4 separate regions of the Mus musculus genome follow, and regions 1, 2 and 3 are each linked to region 4. Evidence: chromatin loops called from intact Hi-C (ENCODE). Cell type or tissue: left cerebral cortex. All regions are shown on one strand.

Evidence for each region. Peaks named below come from ENCODE experiments on the same cell type or tissue, not always from the same donor. Only the 100,000 strongest peaks of a DNase experiment are listed, where the experiment ranks them.
Region 1: a loop joins it to region 4, with 3 times the contacts of the local background. A loop is called at or near these places in 2 of 42 quality-filtered maps.
Region 2: it touches region 4 in a loop (2.6-fold over the local background); 7 of 42 quality-filtered maps call a loop at or near these places.
Region 3: a loop joins it to region 4, with 6 times the contacts of the local background. A loop is called at or near these places in 6 of 42 quality-filtered maps.

What each region holds. Positions count from the first base shown.
Region 1 is chr1:22,937,608-22,942,607 of GRCm38, reverse strand. No RefSeq gene overlaps it. Among named protein-coding and RNA genes, the nearest start is that of Gm7759, 42 kb to the right of the region's middle. In left cerebral cortex, no CTCF peak of the experiment used is centred here; a DNase peak (open chromatin) is centred at 2,579.
Region 2 is chr1:22,624,950-22,629,949 of GRCm38, reverse strand. All of the region lies in intron 3 of Rims1 (regulating synaptic membrane exocytosis 1), which reads left to right. Among named protein-coding and RNA genes, the nearest start is that of Rims1, 180 kb to the left of the region's middle. In left cerebral cortex, CTCF peaks have their summits at 2,820 (motif pointing left) and 3,357; DNase peaks (open chromatin) are centred at 2,815 and 3,473; H3K27ac peaks cover 405 bases.
Region 3 is chr1:22,802,154-22,807,153 of GRCm38, reverse strand. Rims1 (regulating synaptic membrane exocytosis 1) reads left to right here and starts at 996. Exons shown (of 35, transcript NM_183018.4): 1 at 996-1,593. The coding sequence starts at 1,430. In left cerebral cortex, no CTCF peak of the experiment used is centred here; DNase peaks (open chromatin) are centred at 2,786, 3,569, 3,746, 3,942 and 6 more places; H3K4me3 peaks cover 4,457 bases; H3K27ac peaks cover 3,811 bases.
Region 4 is chr1:23,060,240-23,065,239 of GRCm38, reverse strand. No RefSeq gene overlaps it. Among named protein-coding and RNA genes, the nearest start is that of Ppp1r14bl, 40 kb to the left of the region's middle. In left cerebral cortex, a CTCF peak has its summit at 3,045 (motif pointing right); DNase peaks (open chromatin) are centred at 1,529, 1,842, 2,183, 3,056 and 1 more place.

The DNA.
Region 1 (5,000 bases), 120 kb after region 4:
TTCTATCCTTTCCATAATTCAAAGGGGTGCTGTTGTTGAAAGTTGCAGAGAACACTGAGGAAATATTGTGAGAGGTGTTGCCAACTGTACAAGAAGACTCCATGGTGTTCCCATTATGGTGGTTATGCTGGCTAGGTTTATGTCAACTTGACACAAGCTAGAGTCCTCTGACCAGAGGGAACCCCAACTGAGAAATTACCTCCACAAGATCAGGCGTAGGCAGGCAAGTCTGTAGGGCATTTTCTTACTTACTGATCGATGTGGAAGAACACATACTGTGTATGGTGCCACCTTTGGGTTGGTGGTCCCAGGTGCTATGTTAAAACAGACTGCTCAAACCATGCCTTAGGAGGAGTAAGAGAGCAAATAGCAGTCCTCTGGGGCCTCAGTTTTAGCTCCAATCTTCACAATTTTGCTATGCTTGGGTTCCTGCCCTGACTTCTCTAGTGAGGGACTGTTACCTAGACATATCAGTGAAATGAACCCCCCCACCCAAAGTTGCTTTTGGTTGTGGTGTTTCATCACAGCAATAGAAACCCTAATTAATACAGTGATTATGCAGAGATTTATTCTACAGGATAATTAGGCAAGCGTTTTCTTTTTCAACCAGTTTATACTACTGTCACTGAACATCATAAGCTTTCATTTATAAGGAACGGAAATTTATTTCTAATATCTAGAGGGTAAGGAGTCTGATACTGTGTTAGCAGATGACATGTCTTGCTGCTCATAGACAATCTTCTCTCTCTGCCTCACATGGCAGGAGGAATGTAGGTCATTTTTGTAAAGCACTAAACTGTTGCAGGGGAAGGCTTTATCACACCTCCACCTTTACTTTGGGACCAGATATTACCATGAAGATTTTAAAGAGGAATAAACATTAAGTCTATAGAAATTTAGATACTTACTAGTTAAGCTATAATTCAAACTTTCCATTCTTATAGAATACCCTATAGTTTAGAATATAGGACTCTACTTTATTTGGGCTTATTAGCAACACATATGTACACACACACACACACACACACACACACACACACACACACACATACACAGACATACACGCATAGACATACATGCACACAAATGCACACACATGCACACACACAAACACATACATGCACACACACAAACACACACATATGCACACACACACACACACGCTCACACATACAAGCACACCTGCACACACACACAAGCATATTATTGCTCAGTATCGAAAGCTATGTGTCTTCCAATCATTTGACATTCCAACCTACCTGAAGATAGAAGATTTTCCCACCTCATTATTAGTACATGTGGATGCAGCAAGGTAGAAACAAGATTGGGAAAAGGCACTTGTGAACTTGAAAGCAGTGATGAATGAAGTTAGCCTTTTGTAGAGGGGATTCACCATCAAAGACAGAGGTAGTGACATTTTCCAAGTTTTTTTACTTATTATGCTAGAATGGATTTTCAAGCAGATGGGTTTCTTTTCAGCAGTCCAGTGAAGCTGTTTTCTATAGCTGTACTGGGTTGCGTGAACATCATTAACTTCGTGTTTAGTGGTACTCATAGCAATTAGATTATAGGTAATAATAAGAAAGTCTTAGCGATCTGCTGCCAGGAAGTCAATGACCTGTATGTCTACAAAAATGAAAACCAGAGGATATGTACTTGGGGAGAGTGGGTGGGCGAGGGGCATAAGTAAGTAATTCCTGTTTCATGTCTAGAATGTTCTGATCTCAGAAATCCATTGTTCACCTCGGAGTTAAGTACGGACAGCCACCCTAAGGAAGGCAGGACATTTGCTGAGCACTTTGTGCTGTCTCCTTCCTTTTTGCTCCGATACTCCTTTCTTTAGTGACTCTCCTGTTTGCTTTTGTGTTACTCTCTCTCTCTTTTAAATTGACTATCTTGTTTGTTTACATTTCAAATGTAACTTTTCCAGTTTCCCCTCTGCAAACCCACTACCCAACTCCCCCTTAACCTGCTTCTATGAAGGTGCTCCTCACCCACCCACCCGCCCCCACCTCCCTACACTCACCTTCCCCTATACTGGGGCATCAAGCCTTCACAGGACCGCCAGGAAAAATTCAAATCAAAACGACCCTGTGTTACTCTCAGTAGACCTGCCCAGTAGAGAGGCATGCCCTGTGTATGTCTAAGCAAGCAACTAACTCTCCGAGGAGATGCCTCGTGTGAAATTCTTTAATTTCCGCATAAGCTTATCTTATCTGGATGTGAGTCTCTGGTATTTTTTTCCGCTTGATACACTATATTAAAAAAGAAAAAGAAAAAAGAAAGAAAGAAATCCTAAACCCAAACCAAAGAGGCTCATTGATGCTTTAGAATTCTGTCAGATGTCTCAGCCAGAGCTGACTCCAAAGCAAGTATGTCTGCTCATTCCATTGCACCATCGTCCAACGACATGAGGACCGAGAGGATGAGATCTGGCAACACATGCAAATACTTCCTTCTTAACACTTCTCCTCCACTCTCCTTGCACTTTTTGCTGCCACCATCTCTATGGCTTTTGTGACTTTGGTTCCCATTCAGGAGCATGGTGGATGAGTCATTTTCCTCCCTCACTCCCTAGAGCCACTGGGGATGACATCAGAGATGAGGGGGAGAGAAAGTATGGCATCTCCAGAGACATACTTAGCAGAGAAGGGCATCCTCCACACATAGCCTGGAAGGAAATGAAGGGATGGAAATGAACGTCAGAGTGGTGTGAGGAGGTGTGATGGTGGTTCGTAGGCTGAGCTTGCTCCCCTTGACGGGCTGCCTCTGGCTACATTGGCTTTGATTATGATAAGCATTCTAGAATAACCAAAGATCCTTTGAAGATTCCAAGGTGACAAAACATCTCACAGTCTCATCGACATTTACTCAACTGTGTATAATAAAAATAATTTCTGTCTGTGTTAATTTCCTAATAACAACAAATTCTATGAGAAAGGGGTGGATATGAAACATGCTGCTAACTATACTATACTAACACGTACTAAAAAAAATCTTTAAGGAACATTTTATGTGGTAACTATAGATTTAAACACTCCAAATTATCCATATCCAGTTATCCAAATAATTCACTGATATGATATATATGTATGTATAAATGTGTGTATATAAGTAAATGTGTTTGCATGTATATATATATGACATAAATGAGCCAAAGACTATCTTACAAATACCCCAGTGCCAGGCATGGAAGTTTTTTTATTTGAGCTATTGTTTGGTTGGGTTAAACAGGAACTCATAATTATATAGGTTAATGCCACTGTCTTTGGTTGCCTCCCAGAACTTGAAGGTGTGATCCTATTTCTGAAGAAAGCATACACTGTGACCACATTGAGGAGGATCAAGCTGGAACTGTTTGGAAATTCTACTCAAAGGACTAGCTGAAGACGAGACACAAGCTGCCAGTGGAGAGCACCAATCAATAGTCCAACCCAGCTGTAAAAATCTATGAACCACAGCAATGATCAGCACAGCAAGATATCTCTAAAAGTACAATATTGGTGCTTACTTCTACAGGGTAACTGACAGCCACCTAATTGGACTAAATGACCACCACAATAGGTGGGGATTCGTGCCTATACCCACAGCTGGTGAAATCCTGCAACCTAGAAGAACACCTCTTACTGTTATTTCCCCAAACCACTATAATTTATAACCACAGTCTAAATACTTATCCTTGTTCTTACTTTTACCCCACATCGAAGAAGATTTTTTTAATCATCAGATGGATATATTCTAGAAAGCCAGAGGTGGTCAAAATGCAAAGAACAATTGTGTGCCTAAAGCCCCCAATTACATACACACCGTAACCTCTATGCTTAAGGCTCACTCAACTTTATGAAAGGGGAGGGGGAAATGTGTAAGATCTGAAGGTACAGGACATATGCTACACTATTGTTCCTTCTAGCTATGGCAAGGAAGCTACACCCATGAAATCTCAAACATGGCTGCCTAAAGAAAGACCTGATCATGTCCAATAACAGTTGACATCCCAAGACACATGGAAGAAATTTCACGGGGTCTCTGTTGTAGATGAAGAGCTATAAGCAACTAAGAACTGCCAAGAGAGGGAGATTCAGTCTTCCTCTGAGACAAGACCCCATTGGTTGTCCAATACCGAACACTTAGTACTAAAGTAGGAGTAATGGTAAGTGGGGGGTCAGTAGGCTTTCTCTATTTAAGTGTGTGTGTGTGTGTGTGTGTGTGTGTGTGTAAAATAATTAGATAAAACATCATGAATTTGGAAGTAGGACAGAACAGAAAAATTCAAGAAAGGTAGAAATTATGTAATTACAATATTCATGTATGACCTTCAAAGATAAATTCAGATTTAAAACACAAAGCCAAGCAAATCTGATACCTATCAGTCGACATACTGGTTGAATAGCTTTATGGAAATGTACATTTCTTTAAGGTTAGGTATGTGTCTTTAGGTACAAGAGCTTTCACCTGATTTCAGCTCCAAGCAAGGGTGGTCAGAGTGTTTTTCACCCCAGTAGAGGGAGGATGTGCCAAAGTGAAGTTCTCATCACGTTTTTTCATAAAGTGCCTCATGGCCCTTGTTGCTGAACCTCCATGTTGCATGCCTTGTTCTCTGCCCTTTTGATTGTGAGTCTCTGTAGACAGGAGAGTGAAAGGGTTTGCAACAGCAACCTATGACTGCACACCAATCTGGTGTCGGCGTCACTTTTTGTTTTACTTTTCCTTAATATCTGACAGAACAATGTTCTGATGGTGTTATACACTATAAAGCATCCCAATACCCCCCACCCCCCTATCAAGACTGAGATTTACAGGCCTCACACTGAAAATTAAAATGCTAAGCTACTCTATTAGTGTTTGTTGTCTAAGTTTAGTCTCAGTACATGGACAGGTTTTTAATTAGAAAAGTGTGAAAACAAATGGAAACCTAAACAAATTTCTTATTTTGGGAGAGTCTTGTGACTAGAGCCTGAAAAATTTGCAAGATCTCTCGCCTTACTTTTGCAAAACTTTTT
Region 2 (5,000 bases), 440 kb after region 4:
GAAAGGAAGCCTCATTCCGAACAGGCTTCCTACCCACACTGTATTCTTAACTTACTTGTTCTAAGTACCTGGATATCATTGAGGGGCAGGTATGTGGTATGAGTATTATATATATGTCACGTAAGGTGACATGGTTTCATTGGTTTATTTTATACAGAATACTAATTTTATCCAAGTGTGGCATGTTTCTACTGTGTATTTAAAACATTTCTGAATCGTATTGGTTCAGAATTGTCAAACAAATGTATTTAAAGCTGACATTGATTTAGCAAAGGGAAATATGATAAACATATAATAATGCCACTGCCCAGTTCAAAGCTTTATTAATCTGTCCCCAGATTCGTCCAGTATTATTAATGGTGATCCTGTTGAAAGTAGGCAGCCCGCTCACTGAAGCAGTCAATAAGGTGATCCTTTTGGATAAACTCGTGCTTATAATTCATGTCTTAGCTCTCCTTGACCTTCTAAAGCATGTTTGCTTGCTCCTTGGTCTCCAGCAAGGCTCCTTACACAGTTTCCTGGCTTTGAGTTTGTAGTACGTGGTCTAGATGCCATTCAGTGCAGCTTCCACTCAAGGTTTAATCCGGGGCTACAAGTGTGGATGGTTACCCCTGAGCCTCCCATGGTGCCTCGCAGCTCTGACCTGGTCTTCAAGGCCTGCTCGTCCTGGTTGCTGCCTGATTTTCACTTTCTTTTCTGTTCCATCCCACTGGGGACCACTGTCTAAGGCAAGAGGGCTGCTTGTTAGTGGATAGATGCTGTGTGTGCTTTTGCAGATCGTTATGTTATGATGATTTTCCTTCTCCGTATCCCTGCTGTGCTCATGTGAGAACACCGTCCCCCCTTTTACTTTGATGTGTTTGTCAATTACGTCTTCTCTGAACAGCGAACTTAGTAATGATTCTCCTCTCCTCTGAAATGGTAACTCCAACTTTCAAATACGTATTACTTTGTATTGAAATGGTATGTGAGGACAGATTATGCTGCCTACAGGATATCTGACTCTGGTTTACTTTGAATCCCAAGAATTCTTGGCACAATTCCTTAAACCTGTTATTCAGTAAGTAATTATTCAGTGAATGATAAATTTTTCCTCTTTGTTCCAAAGTGCATGATGTAACTAACATCTCTTGGGGTATACAGATGTTGGTGTTTATAGTTTTTAGTTTTAGTTAAGCACATAATGGATATATTTAAAAATCTAGATCTTGGGAGGCTATATTCAGAACCCTATAATGTTTTGTATCATCTAATATTTGACTCCCCAATTTAATCTTTTTCTCCTTTACAATAACACTGTGTAGCTTTTATCTTGGCTCTTAAGAATTCTTATTGCTTAAAAAGAAATAAAATGAAAAAACAAAAACAAAATGAAAACCACCTCACAATGAACTCTGGGATAAATGGAGTTTATTTTTATCAACATTGGGTACAAGTGTGAAGAACAGTTGATGCTTCCAAGCCATAATGAAGTACTAAATGGGTTAAATATGAGGCTTAGCTGGAAAATTACAGTGCACAGGAGTCTTGATGAATACTACAAGAAAATTTTAGCTTCCCAGTTTCTACCATGGTCACTGCTCACTGACCAAAGTGAAGGTGTACTTATTCTTAGCAATATTACATTTAATGTATGATCTTATGGTAGGTATAGAGCCATGGTAGGACAGTTGCTTAGCATGTGTAATGCTTTGGGTTTCATTCCCAGGACTGTGAAATAAATTGTAAAGTATGGGCTGGTGACTTCTTATATCCACAGGGATATAAGCAGAAGTTAGTGATAGCACTCTTCCTGGCCCTGGCCTCTGGGTCTCAACCTCTTCTTACTCTTCTTATCAAAGTTGTGTCTGGATGCAGCTAAACCAGTGTCAGGAGATACAAGAACATCCCTTTGCTCCTGAATGCTCCTCTCATTTTCCTGCAAATCAGTTTGAGCATTTCAGACACAGTAGCAAACTGCAGAATGAAAAAAAATTGCCAAAGGGGCTTAGCGCATACATTCATCAACTTCAAGTCAAACTATTTTTTTCCTCCTTTAATATTTTAAATGTATTACCAGTAATTCTAGAAGAGACTTGCAACACAATAACATCTTCATTGTCCCCCTGGAGGGAATCTTTAATTGTTTTAAAAGGCAAAAACAATTGCATTCTTATAAATATATTCATTAAAATGTGCATAAATATAGTTATTCAGTGGAGCTATGTCAGCAGAAGCTGATGCTGTTGACTTTGTGCAAGAGCTTCGCTCGGGGTAGGAGCAACAGTCTGATGTTGGTGCTTTAAATCTCCCAAGGCATTACTGCAGCAGAGTGGCTGCTTATAGGGAGTGGTATTTAAAGTTATGCTCTTAAACCTTTTAAAAATACACAAAAAAAAACATTTGTCTCATTTGCTGTTTCCATATCTTAATGATTATTTTATTTAAAGATTAAAACGAGCAGTGAAACAGTCCTGAGACTGCAGCACCAAGGCAAATTGACCTTTTCTGAGTATCAGCGTCTTTGTTTAGTCTAGGTTTTTTTTTCCTTTACCTGTTTACGTGGAACCAATTGCATGGATCCTCAAAGCCTTTACTGTTTTATTTTTTTAATTCACCGTCTTAGCTTTCCTTGATCTATTACCTCATTCTTTCCAAAACCATAAACACCACTTGGCTAGCTGCCAGAAGTATTAAAAATGGTAAACAAGACGGGAGAGATGCCTCAGCAGTCAAGATCACTGGCTGTTCTTCTAGATGACCCAGGAATGAATATAAGAACCCACGTGGCCACTTACAACTCTCCAGTCCCAAGGGATCTGAGGCCCTCTTCTGGCTTCTTTGGGCACCAGTCACATGAGTAATACATAGACATTGATCAGGCAAACACACACATAAAAGAAGAAAATAAAATTTAAAGCACAGAAAACAGCAGGATGCCCGTTATTTCTTTTAAAAGGACCTCAGACTCTGTTGGAAAAATATTTTTTAGTCACATGGGAATCTGAAATGAAAGTTCAGGTACATTCAGGCATGGTGAGTGGTTCTATGTTAGCGTAATTCTAGTACCATGGAAGCAGAAGAATTGCAGAAAGATTGCAGGAGGAGGAGAAGGAGGAGGAGGAGGAGGAGGAGGAGGAGGAGGAGGAGGACATGAGGGAGGAAGGAAGAGGATTAAAGTAATTTAAATACAGTTTGTTTATTAGAAAGGCATAGGAAGTGTGAGAAAGGTAATAAGGATACATATTTTTAAATGGGAAAGGAGCTAACCTTAAAGTATAGCAAAGATTTCCTTCCTTAAAGCAACAGTAAATCATTTCACAGTCCTACAGCTCAGAAGTCAGAGCTGAGGCAGCTGCAGCAGCATGCTCCAGTGAAGACTCTAGGGGGACTGTTCCACCTCAGCTTCCTGGCTTCTGATGGCTGCACCTTTCTCTGGCCTCGGAGATGTAGCTCTCAAACTCTCTACAGTCACCAAACCCTCTTCCTATGCATATTCACACCATCTTCATTCTGTATGTGTCGCCTCTGTGGCTAAATTTATCCCCTGTTTAAAAGTCACGATGGATTAAAATCCACTCTAGCAATCTCAGTTTAACTTGATTATCCTACAAAGAGTGTGCTTTCAAGGAATATTCTATTTGGTACTGTGGGTTAGAATTCCAGCATGTTTCCTTTGAGAGTCCACATACAATGTATAGGAACCATTCAGAAAGGAAGACAAAGCTGAGGTAGTTAATTCCAGTTTAAAAAAAAAAAAAAGAAAAAAACCCACCAGAGCAAGAGTAAAACCTACTGCTCAGTTATCTCAGTAAACCAGAAAGCCTGTAGGAGTATATATTTATAAACTCCCACTTGTAATGGTAGAGGAATACTTCATAACTGTTCTGAACTTCAGGCAAACAGTCTTTGGCAGGTAGAGAAAGCAGTGAGACAAAGACCTGCAAAGTGGTAGGAACTGGAAAGTTTAGGCCACACTGTATTTAAAGGAAGGAATTATGGCAAGAATGAAAGGAGCACCCACCATAGTACCTTCAATAGTCTGTCAACAAGACATCATGTAACACTGTGCTGAAGAAACACAAAGCAAGTTAGAAACCAAGAGCAGGCTTGGGCTGGAGAGATGGCTCAGTAGTCAAGAGCATTTGCTGCTTCTGGAGAAGTGGAGAGTCCTACACTGAGGTCAGGGGTCTCATACTCTGATCATAGCCTCATCACCCATGACTTCAGCTCTCTTCCAGCCTTCATAGGCATGGCACACGTGTACACATGCAGAGACACACAAACACAAAGAGAAATGAAAACCAAGGTCAGGTGTTAACCAGACCTGCCCTGTGGAAGATGTGCAGTAACAGATGACTGTGGTCATCACATAAGCAGAGAGAGGAAGCAGTAAGGACCAGGGTCTGTCTAAGATCAGGTAAACTCTGCATATGGCAACAAGAGAGGAAGCCTTCCAACCTTAGAGTGGCTGCAGGACAAGAGAAGATTCTTTGGTCTGGGAGAAAAATCTATATTTTTAATGTATACTTTTATACATTTTATACTCAGCAGCTGATTGTTTCTCCCATCCCCTCTCTGTATCCATACTTATTGGTCTCATTTCTAAAAACTGAAATCAGGATGAATTTTTCTATAAGCACTATATCAAACACTGAAGAACAATTTTTTTTTCCTCAGAGTTCTGATTACCTATTTAGAAATGATTAAAGACATATTTCCAAAGATGTTGTTTCCCAAACGTGGTCTCATTCTGTGATTGGAACCACAACGTAGGACATCTTAAAAAGGACCTGGGTTAACCCATACCTTCTGGTCATTTTGAATGAATCAACCTCTCAAATGTAAAGTGCATACACACCATTATGAGACCCCCAATTCTTATCCCTTTTCAGTTCCAATATTAAGCGCCAAAGCTCATGAAAATAACATGTAAATCTGTACATGATAGGACTTGAGATTTAATTCTCCTCTTCATTGTTTTGGTTCCCTCTAGAGATACTAGTGCGCCATCTTGAATA
Region 3 (5,000 bases), 260 kb after region 4:
CATTACCAAAATTCAGTCTCCAGGTTTCAAAGGCGATAATATTACGTATTTTGAAAGAATTGTCTATTAATTTTCCCCCCTTTATCACTGAGAGAAGCTCACCCTTTAATGCCTATCATCGTACCAGGCACTGAGCAGACGCTTTTAAATCCAATAGGATATGGGTGGGTGTTTTCCTTATCGTGCTATCGTGGTGTTGTTGGAGAAGTACCCACGGAGGCTGAGAAGTGAGTGCATGATGATAGCGAACATCACTGGAGGAATTAGAGTAGATAATCCATTTCCAAGCACCAGTGAAGTGCAGTTATGCAGTCTGATGGGGCTACCCAGTGCCCCAAATGGCAAATTAAAGAGTTACTGTGTGGTGGGGCATCTTGAGGGGAAAATGAGGATACATAGCAGAACAATTCTAGCGAGAACCCATCAAGAAAAAGATTGCATTGAAGGGTACAATGCTAATTCGGGTTGCTGGATGTGTGTATGTTGTGTGTGTGTGCACCAAAATTATCTAGGAACCCACACACAACTGTGGCTGTGCACACTTGCCGAGTAAAGCAGAAAGACATGGTGGCAGGAAGGGGAAAATAGACCTAGAGGGTGTACCATCCTGCTGTTCTAAACCCTGTGGGTGCTCTAAAAGCATCAATGATGAAGACTGTGGCGAGGATGAAGATGATTAAAGCAACCCATGGGAAAATAGGGCTGGGGAGGATGACATGGACCAGGACCTGGGAGAGGGAGGATGACTCAGGGTGAGGGGTACCTTGGGAGAGATCAGTGGAGTATGCACGTCGGCGAGCGTGGGGCGGGGGGAATGGCCAGGGCACGCGTGGCTCGGACCCGGGGAGTGGGTGGGTGGTGCCCGTGGGCGGAGCGGCTCCGGGACTGAGTGGCTGGCAGCTTATGTCTGCGAGAGCAGCAGCATCACCCGGGAGCGAAGCTCCGAGACTCCGCCTAACTGACACCCAAACTCTCCCTCTCCCTCCCGCAGCCCCAAACTGGAGGCAGCGGAGCCCGCGAGCAAGCAGCGTCGGGCGGCCCCGGCCCGGCCCCGCCCCCGGCCCGCCAGCCCAGCCCGCGCCCGGCCGCCGTGCTCCGGAGCTCAGCGCCAGCCCTCGCCCTCTCGCCGAGCCTCCGCCTGCCCGCCCCCGCCGGCCGAGGCTGGGCTGCGGGAGGCGGCCAGGCGGCCCCGAGCCTCGCCAGGGCGACCCAAACAAAGGCAGCATCCGGGCTCGGCGGGAGGCAGAGCATCATGAGAGACTGGGTCCTCGCTGTCCCCGGCTCCGCTGCTGCTGCCGCTGCCGCCGCCGCTGCCGCCGCCGGGAGGGCTTCGCTGTGAGCGTGGAAAGCAGGGGCGCAGCTGCGGGGCGTGAATCCGAAAGGTGAGAGCCAGAGCCAGCGAGCCGAGGGGGCGGGCAGGCCACGAAAAATGTCCTCGGCCGTGGGGCCCCGAGGTCCTCGCCCACCCACGGTGCCTCCCCCTATGCAAGAACTGCCCGACCTGAGCCACCTGACCGAGGAGGAGAGGAACATTATCATGGCAGTGATGGACCGGCAGAAGGAAGAGGAGGAAAAAGAAGAGGCCATGCTCAAGTAAGCACCCCCCAACCCCCCAGGGCACGCCATCCATCCCTCGGTGGTGCCTCCATCCATCCATTCACTACTCACTCACCAGGTCCTCTGGGTTGAGTGTGGGGGAGGGGCTGACGAGGGAGCAGGGGTGAGGGCAGAGGTGCCCACCTTGGGGCTAGGGGCCCCTCCTCGGGATTGAGCAGGGTAGAAGTCTGGGAGTCCGGAGAAAGGAGAGGACCCCACAAAGCCAAAAACCTAGGACCCCAGGAAGATGGCTTGAGCCAGGAGTGCCCAGGAGGACTGAGTGGACAGGGGGACCACCGTGGGGTGAGATATGCAGCGCCAAGTGAAGCTGATCCCACCCAATGGTAGGAGCTCTGGGCTGAGGGCAGATTAGGGACCAGGGCATGAGTGGAGAAAAGGGTGGAGGTAGAGATGGTGAGGGCAGCTCCTCCTTGGAGTTGTTGAGCACATCTGAGTTACAACAGTGAAGGGTGCTTGCTGGTATTTATATAATAAAAAGGCTTATTTTTAGTGTTTGTTTTGGTGCTCATTCATTTTACAATGCAAAGGTTGGGTCTTTTTTGGGCAGTTGCCATCTTTGGTAACCTGCATTCCCAGCTTCCCTTTAACCTTTGATTCTGAGGCTTCTACACAGAATAACTGTATGAAGACACATTTTCTTATCCGCATGCAAGGCCACTGGCAGTACAAAGTTTTTTTGGTAATGACAGCAGCTGATTGGTAACTCTGGCCTGAAATAAAATAAGGGTTTCTCATTACTGGCTTCTAAGAGACCTCTGGGGCCTTCCCATTTCCCAAAGGAAGCAGTCGGGGATTAAATATCTACACATGCCCTGTTTACAGAACCCATCAGCCCTTTAGGGGACCCGTGCCTGGTGCCCCCATTTTCCTGGGCATGAGGAGGGGATGGGGTTGACTATTGGTAGTGCAGGAGTCTGTGAGACTGTACTACCCTTTGCTTCAGAACTGCTTGCAAGGACTGCCATACATGCTGGCCTTGGCTTCTTAGCCTCTCCGGTGGCGTGAAGTAGAAGGGGATTTCAACTCTGTCTTCCCTTTAGTAAAGTTTTCCTCTCTGGGGTGGTGGAATGTAGACTCCCTGACTGGTACCAATGTCTTGGTATCCTCTGCTTATGCAGAAGGTGGATTTGGGGCAAGCAAATGACATGAAGAGCCAAAGGGAACCTGTTGCATCTAGAGTTAGCTGGTTGCAGGGAAGTCTAGAGAGGGAGCAGGGGGTGATACCAGGGCACAGGGCACACCCATCATGGCCTTTCTCAAACTCCCTAGAATGGCCTCCTGAAGGGAAGGTGCTGGCTGGGAAGGCATCTTCTTTTCTTCAGTGCAGCTGAGCCTAACAGGAGAGGCATAGGGAAAGCTGCAACCACAGACTGTGGGTCCTCTGAGCAAAAGCAACTGCTGTAGAGTAGGGAGGGCTATACTGAGGGAGAGATGTGGCTGTCAGGCCACAGCAAAATAGTAGGGGTTCAGTGATTCCTCCTCTTTCATTATAGACTCTGGGAAAATAAAAGGCTGTTAACTTAGAAGGCCAGAGCTAGCCTGGCTCTATAAGAGCTGCAGGTTTCTGAATTCCCTGCTCCTTCTCATCCAGGGGAAAACCAAAAAAAAAAAAAAAAAAAAAAAACCACAAAAAACCAAATACTTCAAGCCTGCCAGCTTGAGGGAGGCAGAACCCTCATTAATCTGCTTCCTGTCCCTAGTGAAAGAATGACACTGCCCCAACCCCATGCTGCAGGCTTCCCCTCTTCTGAGCCTGGAAGTAATGATGTCTTAATGGTGCTGCTGTCTGTCTGTCTGTCAGGTTGTTGGTCCATCTGTCCTCACTACTGCAGCCCCTGCCACCTGTCCTAGACACTGTATAATTGGCTAGCATTTGCAGATTCGCTGCTGTTCCTGTTGGTGCTTGCTGCAGACAGCAGGTAGATGGAGGCCTCCAGCAGCTAATGATAAATATGGGCTGCTCCTGAGAGTCCAGATAGGAAGGGGGTCACAGTACAAGCAGTGGCATAATGCCTCTTCGTTGGCTGTTGGAAGCATTGTAGAGGGTGAAGGTTTTAAGTTGGAGTGGATGAGTTTAGGGCAGAATCGCAAACCTGCTGACCACCTAGGGTCAATGATAATACTATATGGGTTTACATGGACAAGCACATTAAAAGCTCTGCCCAACTGCTCGTGTCTGGCATATCCCTGTCACTGCTTTCCATGGACTTGTAAATACTATTCCTTTATGGCACGATTTCACAGAATATCTCAGCGTGTACTGCTGTTATACAACAGCTCTCAATAACCCTGGACCTCTGCATCAACTTTATCAATGGCCTCCTCTGCTAAAGTCCTGGCCTCCTGTGCAGTGGTGGGTTGGCAAGTGTTTTGGAACGCTGATGCTCTTCTCTGTAAGCCTGTCATGGTGTCTGCAATTAGTGAGGCACTGCTACACTTATTTTTTTTTTTTCACAGAAGGAATTTTATGTCTTGGAAACTGGGGATCATAGGGGCCATTCAAATGACACATGTGTAAGGGGCCTTTGATGACATCTAGACATGGGTGGCAGCCTTTTCTAAACTTGCCAAGAAAAATGACCAGGAAAAAAAATAATGCTTTTCATAGGCCTTTGCTTAAAAGAAAAGTTTTTGTGGTAATACTTGATCCATCATATCACATATCTGAGAAATTTCTTTTACAAAAGACCCAAACCAAACTGAAGTACTGGGGACAGAGAAATTGGATTTAAAATATGTTTTTGTGATAAATGCAATACCTTTGCCTTGCACTGCCTACTGTGTGTGAATTCTTCTCCACAAGATAGAACAGCAAACATTCATAGAGAGAATGAAAAAGTAGATGGATATTATATGTAGTACCGTCTAACAAATACAAATCAGAATATATTTGTATAGTTAGCCTTGACTTCAAGTTACTGCTGAAATCTAAATTCGATAATGACATTAAATAGGTTTAAATAGGGAAAAATCATTTTACTTCCAGTTCAAGAATTTAAAAATGTTACATGAAGTTGGGAGTATTTTATCCTCATGGTCACATTAGTTTTGTAAAAATCTACTAATTTTAAGTAATATTGTTTATAATTAGAAAAAAATGGCTCTCAAGAATTATATTTTATGATTGACGTAACTGTTTGTAAAATGGGTCTTAATTTTTGGTTGTGTGTGTGTGTGTGTGTGTGTGTGTAGTGTGTCCTGGAACTTTTTTGAAACTCCACTTTTTCAATGAATGTTCCTTCAAGTACCTGTCACCAGGCATCATGGGTCAATATATTACAAAGACAGAAAACTTGTTATCTGAGCCCTAAATCAGGGAAGATCTCATTAGAGGTACAAATCTTATTCTGTTTCTTAAATAAAAGCTTCAAAGAGAAAAGAGT
Region 4 (5,000 bases):
CACAGTGTTTATAAGGAAGGCTCTGCCTGTTTGTGTTCCTGGTAAACGTTCTCAGGGTCAGATATCATTTACCTCCTCTCGCGTGTGAAGCTTGTGAACCTAATCCACATTGTCTACTGTATTCTGATCATTTATTTTTACTGTAGTATACTTGAGAATTTTTCCCTCTGTATATTAAGTAAAGGGACTGCTGACATTTTTCTCTCTGTCACAGAAAAAAATTTAGTGTTCAAATTGAAATCCTAAAAGTATTATCATTTATGCTTGGAAGTAAACAAAAGTAAGAACAGGCTATGCTGGACTAGAACTCAGCAGTATTGTGAATTTAGAACCACTCCAATGGTGGATGCTACTGTTGATTTTATAAGTTTAAAAGTTTGAAATTGTTTAGCTTTTACAACATAAACATTTGTAATTGCTTGCTTTACATAACCTAATGCATATTTATTTTGTTTAGTGAGAATCGTTTATCCACTGAGTTTTTGAATCTTCACATTCACAGTGAGCCATACATGGTAGAATGAAAAACCCCAGAAGCAAAATTAATTATAAATATTTACATATTCAAGTAAATCTTACATGCACATTTTAAAATTTTATTTTAAAATGATAATAAAAGATAGGGTTGACTAATACACTGTTGTCTGAATGTTATAATTTAAATTATAGATACAAATTATTAATTTAGGTTTTATTCTTTTATTTTAAAAAGAGAAGCAATGTTTTCAAATAGCCCTTCAACTACACAAATGTGAACCTAGGGCAAGAGTAAAGTTTTATATTTCATTGGTAATGAAATTTTTTCTCTCTTCAGATGTCTAGCCTTTCCTTGGTATCCCTATATTTCTCTCCTTTCCACCCCTAATTTGAACCAAAAGAACAGAAACAGTTTACATTCAGCTTGTCATTTAAGTACAGCTCCTTTCCCACAGGAAAGTCTAACTAAGACACAGAAAATGCATGGCAGAGAATAGCTGTTACTGTGGGATGAAGTTGGCAGGGATTGTCTTCTTCTCCTCTCTGGGGCACCCAGGGTGAATGCCGAACCTTTCCTCCTTGCCCTTCCCCACAGCTGAGCATGGAGGCTGATTTCCAGAAAAGCCAGGGCAGCCTTGCTCATACTCTGCTGTAGTCTGGCACTGGTTCTTGTGGGCGAGAGACCTTACTCTCTGTACAGCCTCTTCATTGACTCCAGTATTGTGGTGAACATCTCAGCTATACCTGGCTTTCTCTGGTCCAAAGCTGAAAGGCAGTTGATGTGTTGGTTATCAGCCTAGGCATTGGAGCAGAGAGTGTGTGAGGGTAGCTCTCTCATACTAAGGCAGAGGGCTTCTACCTTTTCTCTTTTTTTAAGTTTCAAAGCTAGCCTCTGCCTCCCAAGATTCTGAATTAATTGGCACGAGGCACAGCTTTTATAACTGGGTTTTTAAAACACGTGGGACAAGTTTGAGAAATACCAGCCTAACGTTTTCATGTTTGCCTTCCTCTTTCTTCGAAAGTGCAGGGTATTCATAACCCAGGACACATTCCTGCTCCTCCAAAGCCATTTTTGCAGGTGCCTTTCCCCTGATGAGTACATTCTCTGCCTGACTCGAAGAACTCACTTGCCTTCTCCCTGGTGGCTTGTGCCTGAGTCTGTCTAGCTAGAAAGAGAAGAGTAGATAGAAGATGGTCAAGAACAATTCTGAGAGCGTCCATGCTTGAGGCAAGAAATCCCAAAGAAAGTCCTGGTTCTTCTTCAGTTGTTGTCTCCTAAATGAGCACTCTGCCTATAGGCTATGCATGCCTCTATGTCTATAAGGGGAGGAAACACCTGCGCATATGGATGGGCTGAATGGACCGACTGACTCATCTACTCTCCCATGCCCAGAAATCCTTAAAGAACCTCCGGACATAGAACTTCGTAGTGCCACGTTCCCAGGACCCTTCCTGCTGTGTAGGCGCTCACCACTCCCTCCTTCCTCAGCTCCCATCTATGAATCCAGAATAGACTTCTTTCTAAAACTCACCCGCAGGAGTCTGTGAGTTTTATAATTTTGGAATTGTGATACAAATACCCAAATGCCATTGGCTCAGGACAGCTTTGGTGGTTGTGAAGGTTTGGGTACCCCACATCCCGAAAAAGAGACCTGATTGTTTTCAAAGACACCACAAGAGTCCTGGACCAGTTGACCTTCCTCCCACTGCCTCAGTTTTTATGATAGGGCCTGCTTATTGTACTGAGCCTTCTACACATTGTGGCATGGGTTACATAAGAGGAGGGCTGGCGAGTTCATATAGTCCTGGCCAAAGAATGAGGGAACATCCGTGATAAAGGCTTCTCTGTGCCAATCAGTGCTCCCTTTCTGGTTGACTCTCTCTAATGTCTCTCTTAACGTCAATACACTTACTTATTAAGTTTTCAGATTTATAAAGTAATGAAAAGGTTGTTATTTTGAGAATGGTTGTTTATAAATTATCACCAAGAATAAAGAAGTTCACAATGTACAAACATTTTCTTTTAGCCAGCAAGTTGAAGATATTATAGGAGTACTATATAATATCTCTGATACTTCCTGAACATATTGTAGAGTCTGGGTTCCTTAGCAGAGTAGAGGCTAATAGTAATACAGAAGAAAAATGGCCTCTAAAGATTAATTCTTTAATCCTTGCAACAAAACTGAGTGTTTATCATAAGCGTATTCTGCCCTTAAAATACAGGTGAATGGGGCACACAGACATTTGACTATAACACGCTTGCATATGAGAAAAGGAGCTAACAGACAATGCACAAAATCCACCGGCAGTAACTGACTGGGAGAAAGAACAGTGGGGGAGTCCTAGTGAGGAGACAGAATTTTAAATTGTGCCTTGAAGCATGGACAGAATATTAGCAGATGCAAAGGCGCATGGACATTCTCGACACAGGATACAGATAGAAGTGCACAGCACCTTGTAAAGGCTGGTTTCCTTCACTGCAGCATTAGCCTCAGTGGTTTGAGAGGCGCATGAGCGCATGCCTTGGTCGCCAATGAGCAACTGGTAGGAAAGATTCTTCAAGAGGTTCACTAGGTGGCGCTCTTTCGTCTTTGGCAGTGACTTTACAAGTCACACCAGAGTATACAGAACTATTGCTGAACTTTTTCGTTTCCCAAAGTATGATGTCATAGTTGTAGTGTGAGAATGCACAGTGTTCCTGCCTGTGTCCGTGCCTGTGGTTCAGGAATGTGCCTTCTCACTTGATGTGAAAACGCTAACAGGATGATGGAGATTCTGGCAGGCATGGTTGTCTGGAATTCTTTTTGCCTTGATAAATTGTTGCCCTAATGAAAAATTCTTCCATTTTATTTATTTTAAAAGTTGTTTTTCCCTGCTTCTTCCCACAACCCCCCTCCCCAGGGCTGGATTTTTTGAGTCCGGGTTTCTCTGTGTATCTCTGGCTGCTCTAGAATTTGCTCTGTAGAACCCTGAACTCACAGAGACTCTGCGCTACTACCACCCATCTGCTCAGGATTTTTCATAACTTGCATTTGATAATCTTTTACTAATTCCTCTAGAATCGAAACGTTTTAACTTTCTATTTTGAAAACATGAATAATAAAGTCCAAATTTTGATAACCCCACAGCTACACAAAAGAAAATACATACGATGGCTGATGATTTTATTAATAAATATCTAGATAAAATTATAATTAATTCAGTCTTTAGGAATAGTTGAGACAAACAACTCAAAAATAAAGTCATAGTACATACTAGATACATGGTGACTTCAGAATATTCTGCTTCTCAAATCAATTCATCTGGAATTATTCTTACCACTGCTTTTTGCCAGCATTGGAGAGAGATTGGCAGGTATTCCAGTAACATGTTCAGTGAACTGACAATTTAAATTCAAAATTCTCTGGAATAATAGTATTTCCAATTACCTTAATAGTGCTTCAGCTCACCGTTTGTTATTGCTGCTTCTGAATGAGACAAGGAGCACTGTCCCGAGGCACAAGGAGCACTGTCCCAATGCACAAGGAGCACTGTCCAGATGCACAAGGAGCACTGTCCCAATGCACAAGGAGCACTGTCCCAATGCACAAGGAGCACTGTCCCGAGGCACAAGGAACACTGTCCCGAGGCACAAGGAGCACTGTCCCGATGCACAAGGAGCACTGTCCCGAGGCACAAGGAACACTGTCCCGAGGCACAAGGAGCACTGTCCCGATGCACAAGGAGCACTGTCCCGAGGCACAAGGAGCACTGTCCCGAGGCACAAGGAGCACTGTCCCGATGCACAAGGAGCACTGTCCCGATGCACAAGGAGCACTGTCCCGATGCACAAGGAGCACTGTCCCGATGCACAAGGAGCACTGTCCCGATGCACAAGGAGCACTGTCCCGAGGCACAAGGAACACTGTCCTGATGCACAAGGAGCACTGTCCCGATGCACAAGGAGCACTGTCCCGAGGCACAAGGAGCACTGTCCCGAGGCACAAGGAGCACTGTCCCGAGGCACAAGGAGCACTGTCCTGATGCATCCTTTTCAAGTGGTTCATTAAAAGAAAAAAAAACTATTTATGAAGCACTTTTAAAAATTAATAGAAATTCATGTTAGCAAGGTGATAGTTTTTATAGACTTCTACTACAAAAATGGTAGCAATGTTTCCTAAGATTTCAAAGTGTTAGCCAATGTCCTCATAAAAGATTAAGAAAAAAAAAACCTAAGGAAGTGACGAATTAAAAGCTGAAATAAGCAGGTGAATAAACTGTACTAGAGTTTGTGGGCAGTGTTTCTATGTATTTCATGTGTGAGTATGGTCTGTTCATTACATGTAGCATAATGTAATAAACAGCCTCAAAGAAAAATAAATGAGCAAATGAATTACTTTAAAAATTAGATCATGTGTTGCTAATCCTACCGGTCGAGAATAAGATCACTACCTCAATTTTAAGCCAAATTTGAAGCACTCTTGATTTAAATACTAGCCAAGAGGATGGACTGTGGCCAGATCCACCTCCGAGATCCCAGAAAA